Regions from separate parts of the Mus musculus genome. Here regions 1 and 3 are each linked to region 2. Evidence: chromatin loops called from intact Hi-C (ENCODE). Cell type or tissue: heart. All regions are shown on one strand.

Evidence for each region. A loop is a pair of places that touch in the nucleus more often than their neighbours do. Peaks named below come from ENCODE experiments on the same cell type or tissue, not always from the same donor. Only the 100,000 strongest peaks of a DNase experiment are listed, where the experiment ranks them.
Region 1: a loop joins it to region 2, with 2.5 times the contacts of the local background. A loop is called at or near these places in 20 of 42 quality-filtered maps.
Region 3: a loop joins it to region 2, with 2.3 times the contacts of the local background. A loop is called at or near these places in 4 of 42 quality-filtered maps.

The regions. Positions count from the first base shown.
Region 1 is chr2:144,455,415-144,463,414 of GRCm38, reverse strand. It overlaps the pseudogene Zfp133-ps. Among named protein-coding and RNA genes, the nearest start is that of Gm46768, 39 kb to the right of the region's middle. In heart, no CTCF peak of the experiment used is centred here; a DNase peak (open chromatin) is centred at 4,124; H3K4me3 peaks cover 1,317 bases; H3K27ac peaks cover 1,084 bases; H3K27me3 peaks cover 1,808 bases.
Region 2 is chr2:144,364,437-144,372,436 of GRCm38, reverse strand. It overlaps Pet117 (PET117 homolog), which reads right to left and starts at 3,454. Exons shown (of 2, transcript NM_001164813.1): 1 at 3,280-3,454. The coding sequence starts at 3,375. It overlaps Kat14 (lysine acetyltransferase 14), which reads right to left and starts at 3,402. Exons shown (of 11, transcript NM_181417.3): 1 at 3,280-3,402. It also overlaps the pseudogene Gm11701. In heart, no CTCF peak of the experiment used is centred here; a DNase peak (open chromatin) is centred at 3,546; H3K4me3 peaks cover 2,248 bases; H3K27ac peaks cover 2,200 bases.
Region 3 is chr2:144,538,071-144,546,070 of GRCm38, reverse strand. Polr3f (polymerase (RNA) III (DNA directed) polypeptide F) reads right to left here. Exons shown (of 9, transcript NM_029763.3): 9 at 4,292-7,459. The coding sequence ends at 7,382. Rbbp9 (retinoblastoma binding protein 9, serine hydrolase) reads left to right here. Exons shown (of 5, transcript NM_015754.2): 4 at 1,612-1,697; 5 at 2,062-3,806. The coding sequence ends at 2,288. Among named protein-coding and RNA genes, the nearest start is that of Rbbp9, 8.8 kb to the left of the region's middle. In heart, a CTCF peak has its summit at 4,626; no DNase peak of the experiment used is centred here.

The DNA of each region.
Region 1 (8,000 bases), 91 kb before region 2:
CCATCCTATGACGTCAGGACGACAGGAATCATTCCCTTGGCTCTCTGGAACCCTGGAGCCACCTTTCCCGGCCCCCCAAAGAAGGACAGTCTCTTGAAAGTATATCTAAGTAAGGAGAACAGAAATGAGAGGGTGTAGGCTGAGCAAGCTTTCTCTAAAAGGCTTGTGGGTAAAATCCCCTTCTAGGAAGGAAAGAGCAAGGTAAAGGGAAAAACAAGCAAGCAAGGGAAATCCGGATTCTTGAAAAGCAAAAAAGATGAAACAATACCAAAACACACACCATCTCTCCTTCCTCTTCAACCAAATATGAAAAACATATTTAAGCTTACAAAAGCATTTTCTCAAGCTGGGATGAGAGATGAACCCCAAAAACACTAAAACGTGTCATTTCTGCTTACAAACAGGAAGACATGTAAATAGTCACCCGTGAAAACTCGACCACTACACATTACAGGAGGAAATATAAAATGGCCCAGCCACAGAATAGTACAGTGACTCCTCCAAAAAAGACAGCATGGTCCACCATGCTCCTCAGAATGTATCTGCAAAGCAGGAAGAGCAGTAACTTGTGCAGGTCTGCGTTCACTTGTGTGAATAGCACTATCATTCACACTATATTCACACTGGTGTGAATAGCACTATCATTCACACTATATTCACACTGGTGTGAATAGCACTATCATTCACACTATATTCACACTGGTGTGAATAGCACTATCATTCACACTATATTCACACTGGTGTGAATAGCACTATCATTCACCCTGCTGAGGGATCTGTGGAGACTATACCAGTGACCTGTGTCTCCTCAAACCTCCACTCACCTATTTAACCATACATCCACGAAGCCTACCCACACCCGTTATTATTACGATATTTACAAAATGACATGTTCTCCTTTCCTTTTCCATCAGAAATTCATTAATTAGAATTCTGTAGGAACAGCTGTCCCATCTTCCTGTTTATTGACTTCAATTATTTATTTATGTCCAGATGGGTCCTTACCTTATCTTTGGGGTTACAATATGACATTATCATTTTGTTTTCTGCTGTTCAAATCATTGCAGCTTTAAACATTGGTTTGGGGTTACCTTTGTCTTAACTAATAAATGTGGTGCAAGTAACACTGTATGGCAAGCTTACATCCGAAGAATGCTAGACAGCTTTCACTCTTGGGAATCCTAAGATACCATCTATGAAGTCCCAACTACTCTCCAGAAGCAGGGGTTGGGGTTATGGTCAAGTACTACATACTATATGGAGAGGGTGAGACCAGGGGTCCTTGCTGGCCCCAGTCTTCAAGTGAACCCACGAAAGCATCAAAGATATTGAGAATATCATCTTGGTAATACTTAAATGACTACAGCTGAATAAATGAAGAAAACATTTTAACAAAAACATTTTCGTTTTAACAGACATGAATAAGCACTGAAGGAAAGTAGTAGCATGGCTGGGGCTCTGGAATTTTAACTAGGGTGATTAGAGAGACCTCTATAAGGTCACAGAATCTGAAGGATGTGAGGAGTAAGCATCTCAGACGAGAGGAGAGCCAGGACAAAGACCCTGATGCAAGACAGTCAGGCTGGCAAGGTAAAGAACAACAGATGCAGCTGATGCCAAGTGTCAGGATGGAGCAACAGAGATGAAGCCCAAATGTAAATGTGGTGCAGGGAGACCCAGCCTTATACAATACTCGTTTTAACTTTCATTAGGATGGGAAGCCACGGGGAAGGGTTTTGTAAATGGATGCCATAATTTGATTTATGGCTGAAAAGATCCTTGTGGTTTCTATCAGGGGAGGGGGGAACATAAGAGAATAAAAGAAGAGGACAAGAGATAGCAATGATCATTCCCGGACAATGGTGACACAGACCACAGAGGAAGCAGCAGGGGTTACAGGTCATTCGATTTCAGACTCGGCTGCCATAGACAGCTTGTAAAAAACAAGGAAGAATCAAGGATGACCTCAAGGACTTACGTCTGAACCTAAAAGGGCGTTGCCAGGGCCCTGCTCCCCTTTGAAGAATTAGCACAGGAGGGGAACTATCCAGAGAAATACGGAGAAGAGCAGGATCAAGTCAGATCCTTGACAAGGAAGTATCCTGGTGTGTAGACATGAAAGACCCCTGCTACAGTGTGAGAGTGGCAAGAGACGGACAGAAGATAGGATTCTAACTCACCGATTTAAGAGAGCACATGTAGGAATAGAGAGTGCCACAGCCAACCAAGTGCAAAGTGAGTCTGCAAAGACCACGGAAGCAAGGCAAATGCGGAGAGCCAGCTTGCATCAGCAGATCGAAGTTAGAGTTGTTAAGCATGGAACAGCAAGGCTCAGGGAAACAGGAGGAGGGACGCAGAAAGAGAAAGCCAGCACACAGAATTCCAGGTACTTCTCTCACCTGCCTTTAATCACAGATGTTATGGCTGGAGAGAAAAGCAGCGAAAAGCAGATTTCTTTAAACAACTGAGGAGGAGTCCATATGGATTAAATATTAAAACATATTAACAAGTTACTCATGTTGCTGGGTGTAACGACGAAATTGTACACATTAAAGTTGTGTGTCTTTTAAAATAAAATTGTGTGTGTGTGATGTCTACTGAAGTTATGTGCCAGGAAAGTAACTGAAAATTCCTTAAAACTATTCCAGCAGGACAAACTGTAAATGAGGATGGACAGAGGCTGGCTCCTGATGACCCCTGGGACTGAGCAGGATAAATGAGGGCTGAGGTAGAACACAGGAAATTAGTGGAGGTATAGCCTGCCTGAATAGACCCTGCAAAAACTGTCCTAGAGGAACCAGCTAGGGCTCTGACCTGCATCGGGACACCATGAAATACAAGATGTCCAAAGAGAGCAAAGGAAACATATTCCTGGTTCAGGGCGTAAAAGGGAAGGGCACCTGAAACTGGGCTGTCAGGAGCCCAAAGGTGCTGGGAGATGTAAGATGGTCCACTCTGCCAGTAGTGATGAGAGTCAATACTTCCTGGACTCTTAGAACATTCTAGAGACTGTTCCTGGCAGGCACGTTTTATTCTACTCTTCCAACAACTCAAAGTAGATACTACTGTCATTTTACACATGAGACTAGAGACACAATGAGATCAGGTCCCTGCTGAGGTGACAAAACTATGAAGTGACAGCTTGGGAAAACATGGCTGTGAAGACCAGAGTCCTTGGGGTTGTAAGGACTCCCAGTGTGTCCGCTTTAAGATGAATCATGATTAGTCACATGGCGACAAACTTGAATCTGGGTGGTAGATCTTTGGATTTTCCTATCTTTCTGGCTGTTTGGAACTTCTCCAAAATAAGACATTAAAATTCCATTTAAAATCCTAGACTTCTTGTAGTCACCTAAGTCTTTGGATGCTTTGAAAACCTTGAGCATGGGAGGTGGTGGCACACATCTTTTACTCCCAGGACTTGGGAGACAGAAGCAGGTGGATCTCTGAGTTCAAGGTCAGCCTTGTTACAGAGCAAATTTCAGGAGAGTCGGGGCTACACAAAGAAACCAGGTTTCAAAAAACAAAACAAAACAAAACACCTTGAGGAATGGGCCCTAGTTTGACTGCCTCCTCTCCAAGGCTCTAACTTGGGAGAAGGGGGCACTAAACTGAGTACCTAAAATCAGGCCAATATAGACACCTGGACACCTCAGCAAAGTTGGGGGGTGGTAGTACCCGAAGACCATCAGCTCCCCAAACCACCCAAAAATCCAGAGGCAGTCCCACCCCGCCACCTAGTAAGTATCAAACCTTAAAAGTTTCCTCACTCAAGCCTCACCTACATGGGGACTTATATTATGAGCGATCTCTACCAATGCTGGGATTTCAACCAATCCTGAACCTGTCCCCACCCACAAGAACCCTAACACAGAAGGGTCGAGCCTTGCATCCATCTATCCCTGGGGTTCGCAGCTGAAGCTAACACAACGCCCTCAGAGATGCGTGTCCATCTCACAAGAAAACACACCCGCACCTGCGTTCCCTCAACTTCCAGCTTCCAGTAGCACTCACCAAAGGACAAGGGATGCTCCAGCCTCCAGCTGGGGAGCACCTCCCACCCCTGTGCCCAGCAGGCACCAGGACTACACTACCCAGAGGGCTCCAGGCACAAGAAACATGCTTCCCAGCATGCCCCGCGACACCAGTTGTGCTCGAAAGGCGTGTAGCTCCCGTTGACCTCTGATCAGTCCCTTTCTGGGACGCCTGCTTTGCTTAAATGGAGAGTGGTTGCTGCGGCATCTGGATGCCCTCTCCTTCCTAAAATCGCGTTCATAAAACACATTTAAAACATAAACTCTCCTGCCACTGCCCGAGGAGCTGCACTCCCCGTGACCCCTGCAGAGATTTCCGCATCCGGTGCCAAATGACACCCCTTTCCTCCTCCAAACACAAACACACTGGCCGGCGGAAGTGGCGACCCATAGATGCTTCTTGGTTACTAAATGGATGAACAGCACTTTGGGGGATTTTCAGGGCCTTGGGCTGGGAGCCTGCAAGGGTTTGAAGCCAGTACAATATATATTTTAGGCAAAAGCTCCGAGAATGAGTTACAGGCACAGCTCTCCTTTTACTTTTTTCTTTTGAACCGCTAAGTTGCCCAAAAGCACCTTAACACTGAAGGGCTGTCAAACCCAGGAATTTTTCATCCTGGGATTCTTGTAGTCTCTAAGTCTTTGGATGCTTTGAAAAACGTTGATGAGTGTGTCCCAGCTTGACTGACTCCTCTCCAAAGCTCAGGGAAGAATAAACTGAGACCCTAAGATTGGGCCAACATGGCCACATCACCCCAGAGAAACCTGGGCTTTTTTGTGGTCATCCCCTGTACTCCTCAGGCTGGCCGTGATCTTCCCGCATCAGCCATGAGTAGCTGCGGTGCACAGCCAGCTCAGTCATCCTGAGCTGTGGACAAGTGCAGGATCAGATTGAGCAGAGCTGTGCACAGCATAGCGGTTCTCACTGAGTTCATGACCGTGCCTCTGGATTTCACTGAGAAACCATGAAGGCTGTGGGTGCTTGCTCAGAAAGGAACTGTATGGAAGAATAATGTTGGAGAACTGGCTGCTCTAACAGATGACCTCAGTTGGAATCCCAGCACCAGTTCACAACCGTCTGTAACTAACTGGACATGATAATCCCACAGATTTGAGGAGAAAGACCACTGACACAAATCATCATGGCCAAAGCAAAAAATAAAAAATAAAATAAAATAATTAATGCAAGCTTTTTTTTAAATTCAGGAACATGGGCTGTATTTCCATAAAAGTAGGGTTCAAAAGATCAGCATTGGAGATAAGAAAGATAAAGGTTTTTATAGCTCAGGAATAGGGGACTTCCTGTAGGCAAGTAGGCAGGGTTACAGAAGCAGAAAAAGTTGGTCACAACAACCTTCTGAAGCAAAGACATGGTTGCATGGTGGTCATAACAAGGTATTCATGACAAACCCGTCATACAACAGGTGGTCATAGCAACCTGCTGAGACAAAGGCATCTTTGCTGATTCCTACAACAGGCAGTACAGAACCACTTGAAGTTCAGGTTACCAGCAGGGCATAGCCCCAACTCTGAGAAACAGAAATCTAGTCATAAATAGGAATGACCCTAGTTAGTTTTTCCTATCAGATGGCTTGCAAGCCTAAGATGGAGGCAGGTTACTTTCTCAGACACTGCTTTAAATCACAACATTTTTGTTTATTCTTCTCATGATCTTGATGCTCAGACAAGTCCTTATATAACAGATAGTTTGTGAGAATCAATAAGGCCATAGATGAATATGAAACTTGAAATGATTTAGGCTTAAATGGTTTGTTATTCTTTCCCTGGGTACTTTCAGTAGAGTATTCTACAAAAGAAAAAGATAGCTACAATTGCCATGATTCACCAAAAAATCAAGTTAGTTGAGGGGTGGGGTGGGTAAAGATACAGCTTAAACAGTAGAGTCGAAGCCTGGTATAACCGTTACTTTTCTGTTGCTGTTATAAAAAAAAATAACATGACCAACAGCAACTTCAGGAAGAACGAGCTGCTTTGGTTTGTGGCTCCAGAGGGTTAGAATCATCGTGGTGTGAAGGCACACCATGGCTGCAGAAGCAGGGAGCTGGGTCAGTGGTTGAAAAATGGTAATGGTGTGTGATTCATACTGATGTCTGCTTGGACATACATCATGAATGTTTCAGCTATCAGTATTCTATCTTCTTGTAAAACCTTTTAACATAATTGTGCTAAATTGTAGACATATTTATAGTCTTTATACCCAACCAGTCCGTGTCCTTGTGCTGGCGTGTCCTTATGCTGGTGGAATTGCTTGCACATGCCTCAGAAGTGTGCTTTGCCTTATTGATATCTGAGACACACTTTATTATATGCTATGCTATATTTATATAAGATACATTTTTAGGATGTATGAAATTTACTCTGTTTTGACCCCTTCTGACTTGATGTATCCATGTCAAATACAATCGTGGCACAATGTCATCCTGGGAGAGAGGATGGAGTTTTTCCCTGAGAAATGGGCTTTGCCATTATTGGTTTAGTGTGCCTACACTTTTTGGTGAGATATCAAATAATTTAATTATCTCCTGTCGATGCCCATGGAAGTGGAGACTTCCCAGGGGCTGGGTATCTGTTTCCATGGTTCTATGCCCTTCTTTCTTTCTTAGTGTTGAATGCATGAATTTAGTAGGATACAGGTTTTGCTTTGTTTGTGATAGACTGAACACAGAGATTCCTTCCACAAATGTCCATGCTTAGCCAATTAGCTGTACCCTGAATCTCCACAGGATACATTTGAAACAATGTCTCTAAACGTGGCAATCATGGCACATGCAATTGGAACAGAAAAGCTCTTGAGACCCAGGCTGCCAAGTTGCTGGACAAAGGGATTCTATTAAGACATTTATAGGCTGAGCAGTGGCTGTGTATGTAGGTCGTTACTTCCTGTTGTACTTGGATAACTGCCTCTGAATAGTTAGTTCAAGAGCAAGCCATTAGGTTCTCACAGAAGCATAAACTCAACTGTTGGATTTTCTTTTACATGACTTGGTTTGGTTGACTAGGAAGTTGCAGAATTCTCTACATACATTTTGTTATTTTCCTCGTTGTTCCCAATTGCTGCTGTTAACAACACACACGACAACAGCAACAACTCATTAGTTGAAACCCCAAATGATTCTTCATCAAAAGAAGATTGGAATGAGCAACAGAAGTGTAGAATTCCTGTGAGAAGCACAATGAACCCACAGGGAGCATGAAATGAAGGCTGGCTGGCTGGTACGTGCTCAAACTGTTGTTCAGGAAAAACCCAAAGAAAGGACAGCAAGTGGCCCTTATTTCAGTCACAGCAGTCCTTGCTTGTCAAATAATTAAGCAAATGTGTCCCCTTCTGCTATATCTGTTAAGAGTCAGGAACTCTGAACAGTCCCTGGAAGCCAGAGTTTTGCGGGATCTAATTCAGTAAATTTTTTTCTCACCTCCAAACAGAGTCCTCTGTAACTAATCTCATAGCCATTCTATGGATCCAGAGTGCCAGGTTTCAATTCTTAATGAAAACAGTCTCCTGGTTTATAGAACAACACGAACATTCCAGAAATCCTTTTCAGCTCTGTGTGAGGTGAACACAACCCTTTCTTAAGTCCTAGTAGCTTTTGCTTTATAATAAGAGCATAAGAATACTTTTCACAAAGGCCATAATTCTGATATCAAATTCACTGCATTAAATGGTTCTATTAATGGGAAACAATTTTTATGAAAGTCCTTAACCCAAGTTGGGGGGAAAATAACAGAAATAAATACACAGGCATAAATAGGTTAGGTAGGACTTACAGAAACTTTACCTAAGCCCCGAGCTCACCTTCCAGCCTCACCTTTCCCAAGTGGTCTCACGAGCTCTTTTTGCTAGTGCATGGTTTGCTTCAAAAGTATGTCACGAGGTTGGTTAATTTTTACAATAATATATAGGGTTCGATAGATGCCTCAGCAGTTAAAAGTGAGCACTGTTCTTAC
Region 2 (8,000 bases):
TTCTTTCTTTTTTGGAGACAGCATCTTTCTATGTAATACTGACTGTCCTAGCTCTCATGATATAGACCAGGCTGGCCTCAAACTCACAGAGATCTATCTCTGCTTCCCACCTATCTCTATTTTTAAAGGCTGGCCTAACAAAGAACCTGAATCAACCTAATTGGCCACCAACAGATGAATGGATAATGAAAATTTAGTGTGTGTATACACACACACACAAACACACACACACACACACGATAGATTACCATGCAGCTTTAAAGAAAAATAAAGTTTAAAAATCTGTAGAAAAATGAATAGAATTAGAATATATAATATTGAACAAGGTCACACACTCTCAGAAAGAAACTGCAGTTCTCTCTCATATGCAGAATCTAAGCAATGTTATTTGTAAATACAGAAATGAAGGTGCATGTGGGTACAGCATATCATGAAGAAAAGAGAACAAGAAAAGCTATATATAAGGAGATGAGGAAGGACTGGACGAGAATGGATACAAACTATGAAAGGGAATATAAGCTGATTGTTTTTCTGGGTCTAAATCTGTCATGGGTTTTTTGGGGTTGGTGGTGGGTAAGTGTATAAAAGCGAATTCAGTACTGAAAGTGGAGCTCCAGAGCTTCCGTTCTGAATGAACACCTACCTCTCCTAACCATACAGAAGGGCTGGAGGTAGGGCTCAGGAGAGAAGTGCTCATTCTTGCATGACATAACTTCAGTTTCCACAGAGGCTCACAAGTGGCTGTAACTCTGGACCAAAGGGATGTGATGACCTTGTCTAACCTCCACAGGCACCAGATATGCATGAGTGCTCGCACATGCATGCAAACCCTCTTAAATATAAAACAATAAAAATAAATAAAGCACATGTGAACGTTTACTGTGCAGTTCACTGAGTTGTACAGACTTTGAGTCTCATTAATTTTGATGTGTGATGTTTTTATTTATTTGCAAGGGGTTTGTGTTTTTACAATAAAGTCTACTCAAAATAAATAAATAAATAGATAAATAAATAAATACTCACCTAGTTCTTACTGAGCCTCTCCCAGGCCTACAGCTACATTTGCTACACCAGTGGAGTTGGGAAATGTAAGAGTGAGGGCTCAGGTCCAGCATGGTGGTACATTAGTTCTAGAATTTAGGAGGTAGTAGCAGGCAGATCTCTCTGAGCTCTGAGCCAGCCAAGACAACACAGAAAGACTTTGTCTTAACATAAGCCGCCAGTGAGCAGCTCTTTCACAGCCTCTGCTTCAGTTCCTACTTCCAGATTATCACCTCAATTGCTTTCATTGATGAACTGTGATATGGAGCTGGAAGTTGACCCCTTTCCACCCCAAGGTGCATTTAGTCATGGTGCTTTGTCATAGCAATAGGAAACCCTAACTAACACAGCTCTTTACTAACCTAACTCTAGCATCTGGAGCCTTGATTCCTGTAGAATCATTAACACTCCTCAACTTACCATAGGACCATACCTGGAAAACCTCATGATAAACTGAAAATAATAAAGGTGTTCTGACATGATACCACTGAACATCAGCATTCCGGGGCTCCCTGGGGTCTGAGGTTTGTTTTGCTGCCTGGCATTTTGAAAGAATCCTACCATTGATCCTGAGCCTGGGAAAATACCAAAATTCAATATTCAAAGAAAGTTTCACTAAATACAAACGATACTGCTTTCCTAAAAACCAAGTTAACCGGGGCTGGAGAGATGGCTCAGTGGTTAAAAGCACTAACTGCTCTTCCGAAGGTCCTGAGTTCAAATCCCAGCAACCACATGGTGGCTCACAACCATCTGTAACAAGATCTGACACCCTCTTCTGGAGTGTCTGAAGACAGCTACAGTGTACTTACATATAATAAATAAATAAATCTTTAAAAAAAAAACACCCAAACACATACATAAAACCAAGTTAACCATCTTTAAGTTAGGAACCATCTGTAATTGATGTCTACTAAGTTCCTTTGAGAGTTAAAGACAATGTCTGTAAAGTGAAAAACACTGTGTCTGGTGTGGGTAGACAGAAAACAAGCCATTATTTCCTTTACTGCCACCTTGAAGTTTTCAAGACATCTACCTTCCTCGATGTTACAGTAAGTCGCTAATGAATAGCTACTGGACAGCTTATTTTGGTCAGTATGTCTTGGTCACTAACTTCCAAGAAATAACTAGATCTTTGCACACTTCCATTCTCTAACTGTGATTCTCAACCGTTTCATTAAAGCCTTTGGCGTGCCTTTTGGAACACAGCTGAGTCTCCATGCTCCAGAGATCTGATTTAATTGGTCTGCTCATACTGTAAAAACTTCTCAGGGGAACAGAGTTTGAAACAAAACTGATAGCAAACGCTGTCTCCAAAACACATCAGGAGGACACAGACACCCTGTCTTCCAAGTTTAATTAGAACCACCATCTTTTCCTTTTCCTCCCAAGAAGGAAGTTTCTTGCTTCTACTCCAGAAGATATCCCTGGGGAACCATATTTTAATCCCAAATCTTTAATTCCTTGTGTGCTTCTCCATCACTGCACATCGACCCTGCTCCTCAAAATGGTTCTGAATTTGCAAGCCTAGTTTCATTGCAATTCCTAGTTTGTGAATACAAAGGTCGATGGTCTGGTGACTCTTGAGGCTTTCAGTAACTTCTGCCCATGGCAAATCCGATTCAAACCAAATAACTGTAAAGGTATTGCTTGAAAGGGCAAATACCAAGTACTGGCCAGCACAGTGTGGCACCATTATAAAAAGAACAATCTCGAGAGGTTATAATTAACTATGTGTTCTCAGTGTGCTCAGCGCACTAGCCAGCGTTGCAAACTGGAATGAGGAAGAGTCGGTTAGTCGCTGATTAATAAGCCAGTTATTCTCCGAAAGAAAGCCATTAAAAGAAAACGTGAAGGGCGCTCGCTACCTTTTATCCTTTCCAGAACCTAAGTCCAGTAGCAAAATGTTTTGTTAATGCAAGTTGCAAAAATCTCAAGTTTCTTTAGCCAAAGGCACTGGGGGGTGTGCTGGGTGTGAGCTGCTTTATCTCCGGATTTAACAATTCCTGGGTAAGGCTTTGTGGGCTGTGCTGCCCCCAGGGCCTCGAGCTCACCCTAGCAACTCTCTAACTCTGGACTACACCCCTGCCCCGAGGCTTCCGCCCCAGTCTCCCGCCTCGTGGCTGGGGGAGAGAAGTCGGCGTCCTGAACGCGCCCTTGCAGCCCGCCCGGCCCGCCACGCGCGCAGGGACAGCTGCGGGCTCGGCGCCCCGGAAGACGCGGTCACGTGACACCGACCTGCCGGTCCTGCCGCTGCTTCAGATGCACGCCGGCCACCGTGGCCGCCGTCAGCAGCACCGAGAGGCCCAGCACTGCCTTCGAACTCCTCGACATTCCCGCTCCCGGCCGCGGACTCGCTCCCGCGCCCGCCCCCGCCGCCGCCACAGCCGCCGCCGCCGCCGCAGCCGCAACGGGCCAGGCTCGACCTCTCGAGCGCAGAGCCGTTGCAAGTGCTATCGTCGCCAGGCTCTAGCAATCGAGCGCCGAGCGTAACCCCTGGCCCGCTTCGCTGCTTCTTGGGAGTGGCTGCCTGGGGCCCTGGCTTTCCTATTTGGGGACCGCCTTCACCAGGAAGTCGCAGTGCTGGGCTGCTTTGGAGTCGCGAGGGTGGGGTTGGGAGTGCCAGTGGAGTATGTACGGAGGACATCTGGTCGCTATGGGGCGACTGATCAGACCCTAAATTTTCTTAGAGTCTAAAAGCTGGGTGGTTGGTTTTTTGACAAGGTATTGCTGTGCAGCTCAAACTAGCTTCAAACTCGCAATCCTGCCTCAGCCTCGGCTACACCTTGTTGCCTACTAAACTTCTGTTGGGAAATGCACTGGGTCAGGCAAGGATCCGGACATGTTTAGCTCCTGTAATCTTAAGAAATGGCGTTGCCCGGCGTGGTGGCTCACGCCTTTAATCCCACCACTCCCGAGGCAGAGGCAGGCGGATTTCTGAGTTCGAGTCCTGCCTGGTCTACAAAGTGAGTTCCAGGACAACCAGGGCTATACAGAGAAACCCTGTCTCAAAAAACCAAAAGAAAAAAAAAATGTCGTTGATGCCCTTGGAGCCTTTCAGGAATGCTTGTAAGATCCTTGTGTCAGAGTAGTTCACAAGAGGCTAAGGATGGTGTCATTTGCACTTACCCCTTAAATTAAAAAAGAGACTTGGCTTCCCAGAACTTTTAAGTATTTGTGATGCCAATGAAGAATGGCATATCAGTAAATCACTCTTACCCAGGAAAGTACACATTCAAAGCTGCTGCTGAAAACCGATAGACAACAATGATAAGGCTCATTCAGGCCTTGATTAGGTATTCCCAGTGTTTCCCCAACATTCACTTCGTCTCAGTATGCTTTGCTCTTTCGTTCTCTGTTAAGTGAACCCAAACGGCATGAAGAAAATACTATTATGAACAGTTAGCATACTGCATTGGTTATATCTTTGGTTTTTTTTTTTTAATTAATTTTTTTGGTGTTTTTTGTTTGTTTCTTTGTTTGTTTGTTTTGACAGGGCTTCTCTGTGTAGCCCTGACTGTCCTGGAACTCACTTTGTAGACCAGGCTGGCCTCAAACTCAGAAATCCGCCTGCCTCTGCCTCCTGAGTGCTGGGATTAAAGGCATGCGACACCACGCCCGACTTTAATTTATTTTTTAAAGAATCTAGGTTTATTTATTTTTAAAGATTTATTTTATGTATATGAATACACTGTAGCTGTACAGATGGTTGTGAACCTTCATGTGGTTGTTGGAAATTGAATTTAGGACCTCTGCTTGCGCCAGCACAAAGATTTATTTATTATTATACACACCAGAAAAGGATATCAGATCTCATTTCGTGTGGTTGTGAGCCACCATGTGGTTTCTGGGATTTGAACATAGGACCTTTGGAAGAGCAGTCAGTGCTCTTACCTGTTGAACCATCTCACCAGCCCAGGTTATATCTTTGAATGTGAAAATAGAGTTTGGGACCAGTGACTTTTAGAATGAGAAGAGATTCAAGTTATTTTTGCATATTTCCCTAAGGAAAAATCATGCCACAATACTTTTTATTTATGATAACCCCAGACTTTTCATCCAGTAAATCAGCGAGTGTAACAGCTATGAATGGCCTTGGAATGACACCAGAAGTATAAATGACCATGCATTCTATTGTGATTAATTTTCCAATTTGTCTTCTTTAAATGTATTTTGTTTTTAAAAATCTCTTATGCTAGGCAGTTGTGGTATACACCTTTAATCCCAGCCCTGGGGAAGCAGAGGTAGGCAGAACTCTGAGTTCGAGGCCAGCCTCGTCTACAGAGCTAGTTCCAGGATGGCCAGGACTACACACAGAAACAATGTCTCAAGAGGAGGAGGAGGAGGAGGCAGCTGTAAGTGTTGTGTCTAAAGTGTAGGCCAATGATTACAAACCAAAGCAAGATGTTTTTTATAATTATTATTACTTACCTTAGTAGCTGAATGACTGTGTGCCATCAGATCCTGAAAAGCAACTTATTTATTTACTTTAAAATAGTTGCTAGAACATCTAGTTTGGGTGTATTTTTAGGAGTGGGCACTGTAATTAAAGAAAATAGTTTACTGGGCAATTGGAAACGTCTACTAAGTAAGTCTTATTTTTCCCTCTTTTATGCCAAGGTCTTTCAGAGAAAGCATCACTGATGACCACATATTATTTACCATGTTCAGTTAACTCTTACATTTAAGTTACACCTGAAGTGCTAGGAAGGCTTGTGACAGGACAAGAAGAGGCTCCTCCATCTTGTACTCTTGCTGAGGCCACTTTGGTTTAACTAGGATTTGATCTGCTTGATGAAGAATCCTGTGGAAAATTACCCAACTCCATTCTATACCCATCTGTCTTAGTCAGGGTTTCTATTCCTGCACAAACATCATGACTAAGAAGCAAGTTGGGAAGAAAAGGATTTATTTAGCTTATACTTCCACATTGCTGTTCATCACCAAAGGAAGTCAAGGACTTGGAACTCAAGCAGGTCAGGAAGCAGGAGCTGATGCAGAGACCATGGAGGGATGTTACTTATTGGCTTGCTTCCCCTGGCTTGCTCGCTTTGCTTTCTTATAGAACCCAGGACTACCAGCCCAAGGATGGCACCACCCACAATAGGCCCTACCCGGCTTGATCACTAATTGAGAAAATGCCTTAGAGCTGGATCTCATGAAGGCATTTCCTCAAGGGAGGCTCCTTTTTCTGTGACAACTCCAGTTTGTGTCAAGTTGACACACAAAACTAGCCAGTACACCATCCCAAGGTCCATATGCCCTACCTAACTTATCTTAGCTTCTGTTAAACTGCCTGCTTGTGCAAACCTCAGACTTGCAGCTGCCAAGTGAGGTATCAAGATGTATGGTCTTTGTCTTTAAAACCCTTACCCTAATACCAAGAACAGGTCCAGCTGGCTGGAATAAAGACTTTGATTTGCCTATAAACTGTCTGAGTGATCATCTCTGGTGGGTTCCCTTAGGCTCATCCCAAGGACCACATCGCTCAAAGGAGAAGCAGCAATAGGCAACAGTGAGAGTCCTTTTTACCAACTGTGGCCAACCGGAAAGAAGGAGGAGAGAGTACCCCAAACATCATCGGGGCGCTCCACTTCAGAGTGACAGGACTCACACATTTTAAGTATTGATACAGTTTAAGGATAAGAAGAGACAGCCTCTCTTCAGTCCTTAAACTTGCCCATCCGCCTTTGCATGCCCTGCTGCTGTTTTGCTGCTGCTGGCTGCTGTGCCCGAACTCCACCATGGACCAGTGCCCCATACCTACCTTGCTGGAACATGGCAACTTCTCTCAGGTCCTGTTTAACAATGTGGAGAAGTTCTATGTTCCTAAAGGAGATATCACGTGAGATATACCCTCACTGAAAAGTTCATCCCTCGACCCAAGGACTGGATCGGCATCTTTAAAGTAGGGTGGAAGACCACTCAGGAGTATTATACCTTCATGTGGGCTCCCTTGCCAAAAGACCAAAACAAGGATTCAGCCACACAGCAGGAAATCCAATTCAAAGCTTATTACCTTCCCAAGGATGTGGAGTGCTACCAGTTCTGCTATGTGGATGAAGATGGTTTGGTCCGGGGAACAAGTGTCCCTTTCCAGTTCTGTCCAGACCCTGACGAGGACATAATTGTTGTTATCAATATGGAAAAGGTAGAAGAGATGGAACTGCTCAGTGAGGAGCTTTACCAAGAAAACCAGGAGCTGAAAGACAAGTACACTGACCTCCATGAGCAGCTACAGAGGAAGCAGGTGGCACTGGAAGCAACACAGAGGGTCAATAAGACCTTAGAACAGGAAGTGGAAGAGAAGGCCTCCTGGGAGGAAGAGAAGGCCTCTTGGGAGGAAGAGAAGGCCTCCTGGGAGGAAGAGAAGACCTCCTTGGAGGAAGAGAAGGCCTCCTGGGAGGAAGAGAAGGCCTCCTGGGAGGAAGAGAAGGCCTCCTGGGAGGAAGAGAAGGCCTCCTGGGAGGAAGAGAAGGCCTCCTGGGAGGAAGAGAAGGCCTCCTGGGAGGAAGAGAAGGCCTCCTGGGAGGAAGAGAAGGCCTCCTGGGAGGAAGAGAAGGCCTCCTGGGAGAAAGAGAAGGCCTCCAGGGAGAAAGAGAAGGCCTCCAGGGAGGAAGAGAAGGCCTCCTAGGAGGAAGAGAAGGCCTCCTGGGAGGAAGAGAAGGCCTCCTGGGAGAGTGAGCTGCACCGGCTGATAGAATGCAACCAGAAGATGATCTCAGAAAAGAAGGCCTTGGGGATCAGAGTAGAAGAGCTTCAGAAGCAGCTCCAGAAGATTCTGGAGCAGACAGTGGAAATGTGGAAGAAGAAGGAAGCTGTAGCGTTGAGGAAGCAGCAGGAGCTAAAGAAGGAGAACTCTATCCTGTCGGAACAGCTCAGCAGCTACAAGATTTTTTATCAGGAGACACTAAAAGACCAAATCTCTGATGAGAACAAGGCACTGCAGAGCTTCCTGG
Region 3 (8,000 bases), 170 kb before region 2:
CTCTCTCTCTCACACACACACACACACTCTTCTCCCCACACTCTACTCACTTTCCACTCACCTCCCACACACCTCATGCGTACCTCACTCACCCTCCACTCACTCTCTCGCCTTTTTCTTGCCCCAGTCTTTTTTTGATACCCCAAAAGCAGGTAGAAAAAAAAAGACATTGTATAATCATTGCTAAATCAAATTCAAAAGAATAACCACATGCCACAAAGAATCAAGAATTACAATTGTTCCCCAGTTTCAAGCTTCCCCTATCCCCAGGCCTGTGGCCAAAATAATAATTGCAAACTTAATCATTATTTAAACTTTAACTTTTGACTTATTGTACTTTAGAGCTCAGAGCTCCAAGGTCAGCTACTTGCATTTTCCTGGGAAGCTCTAATGATAAACGACATGGGCAAAGCTGCCAGGCAGTGGCCAGAAGAGTCAGGTTAACCCTTAGCTCAGCAGTTCTGCTAGTTTTCTGCTTCTGCACATTGCACACAGTGACTCTCCTAAGAGTCCCAGTGTTTTTGGCTTAGTTTTACTAGTATATAGTTTTATGTATTCTATACTTGCTTATCTAGGAGATCCTCTCAAATATTGTGCAAAATTTACTTCATAAATTCAATAGTTTTTTCATTTCTCCGGGTCCTGATGTTGGCTCTATTTCACTTTCTAATAATTTCTTTAAACTTTCTTTGCAGGTTAAACATTAATCTGGAATTACTATTGTGCAGTTATTACATTGTTTCCAAGATGAGAGCACACAGCATGCACCTAGGCCATTAGGACTGTGCTGTGCCCCATACCTCAATTTGTAATTGTTTAATCATTACATCAAGGAACAACTAGTTTCACAGAATTCACCAGAGCAGAAGAAGAAATAGGAAAATCAGGTATAATACTAGAATAATTATTCACACCAAGGCAAACTGAAAAGCAGTCATGCACAAATGGAATCTATACAGCCATTGTCCAGGGCTAAGGTTAATGCTGTCCCCAGCGGAAAGGTTTATCTTCAAGAATGGAATTCTAGCCCTAAACATTTCATAGCACAAAAACTTCCTCAAAGGTCTCGCATCATTCCTCAGCCTACTCTTGGCTGAGCAAGGGCATCTGCAGATAATGAGCTGGTGCTCTACGTGTAGGGTGCTGTTCTAACTCCTGCCCTTAAGGGGCCAGTTTGTCTGGGAGTGGAGCCAAATGTACTACAACACAGATGAGAATGCCTCTGCAACGGACTGTACAAGTATTTTTCCACCCTTGTCCAGCTTTTCTTAAATTACAGTTCACAGATTATTTGCATTAGTCAAATGGGTTAGAGACTGCATGCCTTAAAACGCAGGCTCCTGGGCCTTAGTCCCATTACGCTCAACCACATGCCCTAAGGCTGAGCCCAGAAGTCTGAATCAGCATGGTGACCACCCAAGTGATGCTAACTCATAAAACGGTGGATAAATGCACATGTCAGAGACAGTGGTTGTGAAATTCTCTTGATGTTTTTCGTGTTTATCTCAGAAGCATACACTAAATACCTTTCTGTGAACTTGTATCAGGTGTGTTACTGTTTTTCAGATTTAATAACACCATGTATGATTGACACTGTCTGTCTCATTCCAGGTATGCAGAGACACATCAGGTATATGCTCTCGTATTGGTGTCTGCATACACATCAGACTTGGGAGATGAAAATGAGCGTGCAAGTGGTAAGTCTTTAGGACAAGCCCCTAGAAAAGCCCCTCCCTAAACACAGGACAGACTGTTCAAGTTACAGAATCGTTATTCTCTCTCAACCCTAAAAATATAAAGAGCAAATGGGAGATTTTTTTGACTTACTTTTGGATGTGAGGGACATCTCTTTTCCAACCCAAAGTCTAGAATAAATCCCAGGGCCTGGTTTTATTTCACCCTTTTACTTTGTCTTTGTTAAGTCAGTATGATATTAAGCCCTACAGAGACCAAAACCAAAGGACACCTCTGAACTCAGGTCTCTGGTCCTTTACATCCCTCTGTGCTATTTTCAGATGTTGTCAATTCACGCACATTGATAGGCTCTTCCCCCTCCTACAGGGTACTTCAGCCGCCCCTGGCAGTGGGAGAAGATCAAGGCCAACTGCCCTCACATTGTACAGTTTGGCTCTACTGATGACCCCTTCCTTCCCTGGAAGGAACAACAAGAAGTAGCAGATAGGCTGGACGCCAAATTGTACAAATTCACTGACCGTGGTCACTTTCAGAACACAGAGTTCCATGAACTGATTAGTGTGGTGAAGTCTATGCTGAAAGGACCAGAATAGTCAGGATGGCTCCTGCTCTCTAACAAGCCAGGGTGGAGGAGAATAATAACAGCAACTCTTCTCACCAGCACTAGACAGTTAAGCTGCAGAAGCGCCTGAACAAACCCGTTTGAACACTCACACCAAGTTACCAGCACTTTCAGTTCCCACAGAACTTAAATCTTCCTGAAAAGCTACTAACTATAGCAGTAGGTTTCCTGTTTGATAAGGGACACAGAGTTTGTTTACCTATCCTGTTGATGCAGAGAGAGAGAAGAATCCAGGACTTGACGGTCATGGTGGTGTGTCCCTGTAATTACTTCAGAGAAAGCAGGGGATCAGGAAGGGAAGGCTAGCTTGACCCTGTCTAAGAAAAGAAAGAACAAGACAGCCCAGGTCTCCTGAGTCTCATTCCAAATTTTAACTCAATAGGTTTAGCAAGATGCAATCTACTTCTGAGGCCCCAGTACTTATAAACGTGAGGAAGGTGGATCTTGAATTTGAGGCCTGTGTAGGCCTAGTAAAGTAAAACCCTATCTCAGAATAAAACAAAACAAAACCAAAAAACAGGTTTTCATTCAACTTATATGAGTGACAGTTTTTCCTTTTTGAAATAAAATTTTTCTCTTACTGGAGAAAGAAAACATGATTCGAGGCCCCGAATGTTATTAGAACTCAAAACTCTAGCTGGTCTTTCAGGCTGGCTCAAGAGAGTAATCTCACACTTGGGTCTTGATCACCGACATCCCTGACCCCACTACATCCCCAGGTCTTTCTGACAAGTTGAGAGAGACTGACATCTATGGATGTTCAGTAAGGAGCTGTATGGGCAGATATCTGCATAGCCTGTCACCTGGGTATCAGCTATATATGACTGGCAGGATTAGGTCATGGGGAAGTACTAAAATATAGACACATAAGCACTCATGTCCTTTTTTAACTGGGGGAATATGTATGTATGTATATACAATCCCTACATGAATTATGGTAGCTGGCAACAGCATTGTAATTCAAAGATTTGCAAATGCTGCAAGATAAAGACCAGGTCATCCATTTGTGAGTTGGAGGTAAACATTTTTAGATTCTCTATGAATCCAAGAAAAGCCTAAGACAACCAAAATGAACATAATAGTAAAGGTGGAAGACAAGGGAGCAACCTGTACTGTGTTATTAAGTTCTAAGTGTCCTCAAAAGAACCTTTTTCTAGAAGACCAGATTTCAATTCCCAGAAACGACATGGTGGCTCTGTAATGGGATCTGACGCCCTCTTCTGCTAAGTCTGAAGACACCGTGTACTCACATACATAAAATAAACTATGCCAGGTTAATTCTATAGAGTTCAGCCTCTTGTAGAGAGTATTCAAGCAACACTGCCGAGTCTTCTCATATTCACTCACATAAACAACCCCTTTTTAATACTACTTTTTATATTGTATATATTCAATGTATAAAATGGTTTGATGATTCCATTTCCACTGGTTTATAAAGTACTTTGACCAAATGTAAAAAGATATAATAAAAAATGTTTATTTCCTAGTATCTTCTGACTGCTGTGGTGCCAAAGATCTCTAGTGTACTTAAACTTGATGACTCAGAACCCGTGACAGATGCAGAAATGTGATCCCCCACACTTTTATCCTAGAAGGGGTACAAAGCTGTTGTGTTAGCCTAAAATGATTTGGGGATTTCTAAAGTCAGGGATGACTTTAACTTTTAACATAAGTATATTTGGAGGATAGGACGACAAACATATATATAGGTGTACTCTAAGTGTTCACATGGGAATGAATAATACCAGAAACAGAAAGTTATATATATCAAATGAATATATTTTATCCTGCAGAAAACAAATAGCAAACATTTGTATGTTAATTTAAGAATTCAAAAGAGCAGAGTAAATAATTACTAATTTCAAATTCAAGTAGACTCAAATTGGATTGTAGGCTTGACTGAATCACCGCTAAAAAGCCTGTTACATACACATACACACACACACACAATGAAAACACTTATTTTTTTTTCCTAACGTTAAAAATCTTAATTATAAACTAACACATTTCAGTGTGAGTTTCAATAATTCCCAGGGGGAGAGTATGCAAGAGAGCTCTCTGTTGAGCTGTGCCGTCTAATATAAACAGTATGCACAGGCAACTAAATAAAAACTTAGCTCTTAATCATTTGTGTCAAGTGCTGGCCAGCCATCTGGCTGAAGGTTACTGGACTAAACACCAAATAAAGACTATTTCCATCATGATAGAAAATGCTATTTGTCCAGATGTGGCACATACCTATAAACCCTGCAGGAGCAACATAGAGGCAGGATTCTGTTCAAGATGCTGTCTTACTGGATCATACTGCTAGAGGGCGCATATTTTGTATTCATCTCTCACCTACCAGATAGTAAATCTGAAACTACTTTTCCCCCCTTAACTGTTGGGTTGATGGTTGGGCCAGAGGCCTCATCGTACGAGGAGTATTCGATCACTGTCCATCACAGAATTGATATGACTACTTTGCTTAATTACCACCAAAACCCTTATTTAAAACTTATTTATTGCCAAATTCAAAGTTTAATGTGAGAATCCACATTAAGAACCACTAAATCACCTCATGTCTCCCTTCTTTATGGATCACTTTTAAACGGGGTCCTCAACAGATTAGTAGTATGTGTGCTCAGGTGAACAAAAGGCCTAGTACTAAGTGGGAGAGTATGAAGAATCTGGGCTTCATCTGCAATTTGATTTTGTGACATTATGATTTTAGAGGCCCACAATTTCTTTTGATAGCTTATTCCCACTTTATTTACAGAACAGTTGCTACATTTTCAGACTTCTCTATCCTTCTCAGTTAATACAGTAAAAAAATACATTACAAGGCAAAAATACTCAGAGTAAAAAATAATGCTGAGGAAAAATATCTAAGCTCTCTTTATTCTGGTGAGGCAAGGAACATTTCTAACCACTGAGTGCTGATTTAAAAACTCATCTAATTATCAAGACAATGCAAAGCCAGGCCCGGCTGCTAAATGCGTGCCTGGAATCCCAGCACTTGGAAAGCTAAAGCAGAATAACTGAGTTCAATGCCAGCCTGGGCCATCAAGTTTATTCCAGGCCAGTGTGGAGTGATGCTCTTATCTCTAACAACAAAACAGAATGCGGAGCAGATTTCCAAAACAACTTTTTTCTTTTTTTTCGAGACAGGGTTTTTCTGTGTAGCCCTGGCTGTCCTGGAACTCACTCTGTAGACCAGGCTGGCTAGAAGATAACTTCTCTCTTTTATTGTTATTTGGTTCCTCAAGATAGGGTTTCTTTATGTAGCTCTGGCTGTCCTAGATCTGCCTGCCTCTGCCTCCTGGGTACTGGGATTAAAGGCTTTCCACTATACTCAGCTTACTTCGTGTCTAAGGTTGTTTGATCGTACTAAGTTTTTTATATAAGCCAAAAGCATGGACCAACTTAAAGGGTTTGCACTGGGATCCTCTGTGGAGCTGAGTTCTACCACCTTCTGACAGTGCTCTAAGTGAATAGCATCATTAGTTACCTGAGTAAAATCAAACTCACTAGTTCACTTTTATCAGATGAAGTCTATGGCCAGCTCTATAAGAGTAAGCATTCAATGACACCAGCTATTTTAAGTGTTAGATTATATATAAAACACAGGGTTTTTTTTCCCTCCACCTCTTGTGAGGTGCGGCATGGTAACAATGTCCGATCTGCCTGACCTATCAAATAAGCACTAGTCTTACCTTACTAGAAAATTAAATATGTAAGAGAGATAAAAATGGAAAAAAGAGCCAGGTGCGGGTATCGCATCTTTAATCATAGTCCTTGGGCAGTAGAGGCAGGCAGATCCCTGAGTTTGGTCTACAGAGTTCTAGGACAGTCAGAGCTACATAGAGAAACCCTGTCTCAAAACAAAAAGGGGAGGGGAGTGCTGGTGAGGTGGCTCAGGGATTAAGAGCACTGACTGCTCTTCTGAAGGTCCCAAGTTCAAATCCCAGCAACCACATGGTGGCTTGCAACCATCTGTAATGAAATCAGACGCCCTCTTCTGGAGTGTCTGAAGACAACTACAGTGTACTTACAGATAAATAAATCTTTAGAAAGAGACAATCCACGAGCTGAGATCCTTCAGAGGCTACCTTCTGTACAACAGCACGCCAATTAATGTTTTCCAGGGCCGAACAGCCAGGACTGAGAAAGTACACAGTGATGGCTTTCTGCTCAGACATGTCATACCAGTGTTTTGAAGAATAAGAGAAAAGGGCACCAGCTAAATACTGGTTACCAACCCTCAGAGACTGAATGAAGGGCAATGTTCTATTTTTATTTGTATGTGTGAGACTGGGTCTCTCCCTATATAGCTCTGGCTGTCCTGGAATTTAGACTGTAAAATTTGAATTTGGCACTAGTGGTAGAGAGAGTCACACTACAGGCATGGAATGAGAATCTGGAAAAAAACCCAGGAAATAATACAATTAAGGCATACAGAGAAAAGTGATAGCCTTAACAAAAAAGGAACAGTGAGACTATTTCTTTTAGCATGGAATAACAGTGATGTGGAAACACGTCCTGTACAACAGCATTTGGGAGTGAGGTCGGTATGGAGGCACACTCCCCTGAAAGAGTCCTGGGGTGAAGAGCAACAGATGGCATGAAAAAGGAATGCCCACTTGACTACCCAGGCCCCAAGATGGCACACATGCCATCAGCTGTTCCTGTCTGCACCACTTGTAATTTCTTCTCAACAAAACCCAAAAACAACCAAACAAATGGTGGTAATAACCCCGATGAGTTTTCAATGAAGCAACTCTAGTGAACATCTTCTCGTTCCAGCCTTTATCTCAGTACTTGGTCAACATAGGCTTGCTGGCTTCTTTTCCTTGCCTTCCAGACCTTCAAGGTATTTTACTTACTGAAGAAGAGACTTCCCAATTAAACTTTATTAAACTCAATCTGCTTTGTGTTCTGTCTTCATAAATAAATGTTTTCATAGCAGCAAGTCAGTATCCATTATTGTGAAGTATGCTTTCAAAGAAATTTACACTCCATCATGAATTGTTTGTTCTCCATGGAGTTCAGTTTGCCAAATGTAGATAAAGTGCACAGCTCTCATTAAAATTCAAGCCACTCTGTCATGTAAATACAATTAGACGGCGAAATCTCACCACCTTCATGGCAGTCCTCAAAAACCTTTAAAAAATAAAAATAAAAAGTCTATTCAAATTCAAGTTTTAAAATATCAGATCCCCACTGATTTAAAGCAATAGTAAATGAAGAAAAAAAAGAAAGAAAATATTCTTTGAAACAGATAAGGACTGAAGAGCATACTGTAACAGTGCCTACTTTGTGGTCATGGTTAACTATAAGCTTTTATATTTTGGTTTGCTTGGTTCTCTTGGTTTTTGCTTTTTAAGACAGGGTCTCACTATGTAATCCTGGCTGTCATGGAATTCACTATGTAGAAAAGGCAGGCTTCAAACTCAGAGATCCAACTGCCTCTGCCTCCCAAATGCTGGGACTAAGGTATACACCTCCCTGCCTGGCTTGGAGGCATATTAACACAGCATGAAGACGAGCCCATTCTCCTGCCCTTTTACCTGGGTAAAAGGCTATTAGCAGGTGCTTAGGAATGAAGGAAGTGAGTACTACACTGATGGACAACAATTTAATTTCTACTAAGTTGAAGATATTCTGTGTTTAAGGATCTTCATAGGGTGCTAAGTAGAATTAC